2 separate regions of the Homo sapiens genome follow, and region 1 is linked to region 2. Evidence: chromatin contacts called from ENCODE Hi-C or POLR2A ChIA-PET data. All regions are on one chromosome and are shown on one strand. The core of a region is the stretch at or near the end of the contact, and the rest is flanking DNA. Distances in the headings are between cores, read along the strand shown.

What was found. A loop is a pair of places that touch in the nucleus more often than their neighbours do. ChIA-PET counts read pairs that join two places held with the same protein, here RNA polymerase II (POLR2A). Pooled maps may share reads with other maps.
Region 1: a map of Panc1 shows a loop between it and region 2 (2.4-fold over the local background). The contact joins the enhancer-like site here to the promoter of LINC01992 in region 2. A Hi-C loop is called at or near these places in 1 of 168 maps with a recorded cell type or tissue (Panc1) and 1 of 50 pooled maps. POLR2A ChIA-PET finds 5 or more read pairs at or near these places in 3 of 52 experiments (HEK293, HEK293T and K562).

The regions. Positions count from the first base shown.
Region 1 is chr17:28,070,647-28,073,346 of GRCh38, reverse strand. All of the region lies in intron 1 of NLK (nemo like kinase), which reads right to left. Among named protein-coding and RNA genes, the nearest start is that of NLK, 29 kb to the right of the region's middle. Within about 2 kb of position 1,311, at least 4 of the 41 ENCODE cell types and tissues checked have a DNase peak (open chromatin) inside an H3K27ac peak, as active enhancers do.
Region 2 is chr17:27,990,331-27,993,030 of GRCh38, reverse strand. LINC01992 (long intergenic non-protein coding RNA 1992) reads left to right here and starts at 1,324. Exons shown (of 5, transcript NR_146896.1): 1 at 1,324-1,638.

The sequences.
Region 1 (2,700 bases), core at 62-2,561, 80 kb before region 2:
ACCTGGGGCCCTTCCCAGGAGACTGGATTAACTATACCTTTACAAATATGCTAGAAGCCTCCCAAAAGTCTGCATCCTTAGTAAGTGAAATAGGTAAAAGCTCATTCTGCAGAGGGCGATAATGAGAATAAGGGTCTTTATTGGCTTTGGTTCTTGGTAGAAGAGTAAAACAGAAATATGTCTCCACTGTGAATTCTTAGTAAGTCTGCACCCTTTGTGACTAAAATTCAAACTAGTGGTGTGGCCTGAAAAACTCAAGTCAAAAATTTACTTAAAAGTAGGTGGTACTACTAGATACTCACATCATCTCTGGAAAAAAAAAAATCTAATACCCTGCTTCAAAAAAATCACAAAAAATAAAGTTCTAATGTCATGGGCTCACAATTTTACAAAATCACCAAAGAAACAAGCACCTACAAGTAAGAGCCAATGTATTAGACCAACAAAGACAGCAGATAAGAGTATTATCAGATGCAAACATAAAATATTTTTAATGTATTTGAAAAAATATAAAAGGGGGAACAAGTATGACAGAATAGGAGACTATTAAAACGGACCAGGCAGATTCGAAAATAAACAATATTTATTACCCATGGAATTTAAACATGCATACTAAAATTTCAAGGGCAACTGAAAGAACAAAATAAGGTATGAAACTTACAAATAAGGGGTGGAAAATCTCAAGCAATTCAAAAGAAGGCAAATAAAGAGAAAAATATGAAAAGCAGAACATAAGAAATATATAAATAAGGTGGTAGGGACAAATTTAAAAAGATCAGCGCACTCATCTCGGCAGTCTGAGACCAGCCTGGGCAACACAGTGAGACCCTGTCTCTACAAAAAGTTTTTAAAAATTAGTTGGGCGTGGTGGCATGTGACTGTGGTCCCAGCCCCTTGGGAGGCTGAAGTTGGAGGATTGCTTGAGCACAGCAGGTGGAGGCTGCAGTGAGCCGTAACCGCACATCTGCACTCCAGCCTGGGTGACCAAGCAAAACCCTGTCTCAAAAAAAAAAAAAAAAGAAAAAGAAGAAGAAAGAAGATCAGTAAGCACAATTGATGGAAATGAATTAAGTGTTTCCCTTAAAAGATTGTCAGACTAGATTAAAAAGCTGAATTTAAATGTATGCTGTATATCAGAGACATATAAAATATAAGAACAGAAATGCTGAAAATAAAAAAATAAAAAAGAAGTTAAAACATCTACCAAAACACAGAACAAAGAAAACTGGTTAACCACTTCCAGTTAGAACACAGAAATATGACACTTTGCATAACAAGGAGAAAAGGTTAGATAAGCAATGAAATCATACTTTTTGTTGGGTGGTTGGTTGGTTAGTTGGGTGGTTGTATACAAGAAAGCTGAGAACTCAAAGAACGTAAATGAACTAAACTCCAGAGAAAGAGAAGCCCTTGCTAAGAGAGAAAACACTCCAAGCCCTTTTCATCCCTGGGTCACAGTGGAAAGAAGAGTAAACTGCATGCTGAAAGCAGGGCAAGAGAAACCAAAATAATCTTTTAGCAACCTTTCATTGGCTGAAGATATTTGACTTAATTAATTAAAACCTGAGGCTCTCCAGACCTGTTCTGCCAATTCTTTCTGATGAAGCCTTCACGTAGGATACAGCAGGATTGCTGAGAGGGATCGCCCTCAAGTAACATGGTGCCTTAAGTGAATGTAAGGTTGAAGGCAGGACAGGAGTGCCTACAACTAGTCAATGACATTGGACAGTGAAACTGAAAATAAAAATACCATTTCCAATGGCATCGAAAAATATTAAATACTTAGTGATAAACTAAACATGTGCAAGGCCTCTAAAATGCAAGCTCCCAAACACTGCCAAGAGAAATTAAAGACTATAATAAATGGAGATCAGAGTGGTTGACAAAGGCTGTTAAAAAAAAAAAAAAAAAAGTGGAGAGCTATACCATGTTCATGGAATGGAACACTCAACTTTCTTAAAAATTCTCTTCTATTTGATCTACAGAGTTGACATCTTCCAATAAATATCCCAACAGATTTTTAAAGAAACTGACAAGCTAATTCTGTAATGATATGAAAACACAAAGCTTCTAGAGTAGCCAAAATAATCTTGAATTAAAACAAGTAAGTTGGAAGACTTACGCTATCTGACTTCAAGAGTTACTTTAAAATAGTGTTTCTCAACTGAGGGTGACTTTGTTCCCTAGGGGACATTTGGTACTGTCTGTAGACATTTTTTGATTATCACACCTACTGAGTGGCTACTAGCATTTAGTGGTGGAGGCAAGGGATGATGCTGAACATCCTATAATACATAGGAGACCCTCCCACAGCAAAGAACTATCAGGCCCAAAATGTCAATAGTGCTGAGATGGAAAAATCCTGCTCTAAAGCTACAGTATATAAAGACAGTGTGGCATTAACATAAGACTAGACCAAAAGACTAATGAAACAGAAAAGCTTAGAATTTCACTATATTTATATAGTCAATTGATTTTCCACAGTGGAGCAAGGCTATTCAATAAGGGTGAAAAAATCTTCTTAAAGAAGGATGTTGTGAGAATAGGTAAAATTAGTATTTTAGAATAGTGTTTTACTTTAAAATTAGTATTTTACTTTAAAATTAATATTTTACTTTAAAATTAGTATTTTAAAAAACAAAACAACAAAAATGCCTCAAACCCTTATCTTAGTCCATATACAAAAATTAATTTCAGGCT
Region 2 (2,700 bases), core at 75-2,574:
TAGGTCTGTGGAGGGCAATTTGGTGAGCCCCTCTCAAAAGCAAATGCATAAATAAAAGGCCAGTGGAGATACCAGAGACCACCTCAAAAGGGAATTGGAACATCAGAAGATTCGTATGAAAAAGGCTTGTAGTCTACAAAACATGGGTAAACCTTCAAATATAGCTCAACCCTCATTTGACATAGAGAAACTCTTATCGACAGCTTACTCCAATAAGTCAATGGACAAAAATGGGCAAAGGGTCTCATCTGGAAGCCATGACTCATGGTTCTCCAGAGAACTCGTACAGGAGCAGAACCCAGGAGGGTGAATTCACACCTCATCGATGTCAGTAATTTCACACTGAGGAGAAGGTATCAGTGTAATGAGTTGGAAAACAAGACAATATTAGAAGAGAAGTGATGCTTCAGAAATGAGATGAAAGTTTTTGTAGAAAAGATCACAGAAAAGTCCATGATTATAAAGGATAGCCTTGATTGATCACAGTTGGGTGGAAGATTTAAGAGGATGAAAAAATTGAGTAATAAAAACATATATGAACACTTCCCAAGGTTTGCAAGGGTTATGTTTCTGAGTCTGGTGTATTTCAAAAATTGTACATGTGTTGACATTGTGTATGTGAATCTAACATAATTCTGAAGATGATTATTGTATGCAGGACCCTACAGAGAATATGATATAATAGGGCTACCTGTATATGATCAGTCCCTAAAGTTTTTGAAACATTAGTAGGTAAAAGCAGGATAAGTGCTCATTTAAAATTTATGGGCCCGTGTGGTTGCTCATGCCTGTAATCCCTGCACTTTGGGAGGCCAAGGCAGGAGGATTGCTTGAACCCAGGAGTTCGAGACCAGCCTGAACAACATGGCAAAACCCCGTCTCTACTAAAGATACAAAACTTAGCCGGGCATGGTGGCACATGCCTGTAGTCCCAGCTACTCAGGAGGCTGAGGAGGGAGGATCACTGGAGCCTGGAAGGTTGAGGCTGCAATGAGAAGGTTGAGCCTGGGTGACAGAGTGAGACCCTGTCTCAAAAAATAAAACAATAATAAAATAAGATAAAATAAAATTTACAGATCATTTTCTGAATCTAAATTTACAGACCTTAATTTACCTTTGGAGGAGACTGCTGCTTTAAGAAAAAAAATCTCAGAATGGCCCTTTTGTTATCCAGAAGTAAAACATTGTACTCATTGTTCTTGATGGAAATTGTGACATCATTGTTAAACTGACTATAGATATTGGTAATGTAAATTGTGACTTTGCAAAGCTACTATTTACTGAGCATTTCCCATAAGGTCAAAAGAACCACTTGGAACACTCATTCAGCATACAGATTCTGAGCCCCTCCCTGAAGATCTGATTCACTAGGCTTGGTGTAAAGTCCTGGAACCCATAGATTTAACAGGAGCCCTCCACTGGCATATATTATGGGAAATAGTTTGGGAAGTAGTGCTTTACATGATTTATGTCAAGTAATTATTACAATTGCTCTCTGAAGCCGCTACCATGATTATCTCAATTTTACAGATGAAGAAACCAGCTCAGAGTATAAGATATGGTATACCTAAGTCAAATAGTTAATAAACAGGAGCGCTGCTGACTCTGGCACCCAGGACTGCTTGTCTTCAAAGCCAGGTAGGTGCAAAACCATTTTACTGTTCTGGTTGGTAGGCATGGTTGATCAACAGCTGCATAGGTTAGCTGGCTGGCTATTTCCACATACGCCCTCACTGGGTTAGGGCATGGGAAGTTGCTTGCAGGGAGTGAGGCATAGAGGGGAAGAATGGGAGGTCTGAAGTCTTCTTGGTGAGATAATTTATGGACTCCGAGCTCAAACAGTGCTGCTTTGGGGCCCAGGAGACAAAATGTGACACCGACATAGATCTGGGGCTCTAGATAGTGGTGATATTGAGAGCATCAGGAGATGGTACCCTCCGAAGATCACTGGTGATTTCAGAAGGGGCATCTAAGAATCTCCCTCCGATGCTACCAGGGCTGTGACATGGGACAGGGCACCTGAAATAGGAGAGGGAGAATATGATGGATGTTGTGTGGTGATTGTAAATAAGTGGGTTGTTTTAAGAGCATATAAGATATGCCCTTGGGGACTGCTCCAAATAACTGGGAAATGCCTTTTGTAAGGAAGGTTGGATGAGGTGGGAGCCCAAGTCATTGTCATGTGGACAATAAAAGTAAATGGGACCCCATTTTATATCCACAGACCTTGACACTTAGATTACATAGTTGGATTTTTGATGTGTCTAGACCTCATTATGTTTCTTAAGGACGGGTGCTGTAATACAGTGTCTAGCCCAGGGGGAGAGACGCAATAAAGATCTTGTGTTGAATAGAGAAAATTTGAGCTGTAGCTCCCCTCTTTCACTAACTGTTTGTGTTAGGCCGTTTTTTGCATTGCTATAAAGAAATACCTGAGACTGGGTAATTTTTAAAGAAAAGAGGTTTCATTGGCTCACAGTTCTGCAGGCTTCATGGGAAGCATGGTGCTGGGATCTCCTTGGCTTCTGGGAAGGTCTCAGGGAGCTTACAATCATGGTGGAAGCCAAAGGGGGAGCAGGAGCAAGAGAGGGAGAGTGGCAAGGGTGGTGCCACACACTTTTAAATGCCCAGCTCTCACAAGAATTCACTCTCACTATCGCAAAGGCAGCACCAAGCCATGAGAGATCCACTCCCATAATC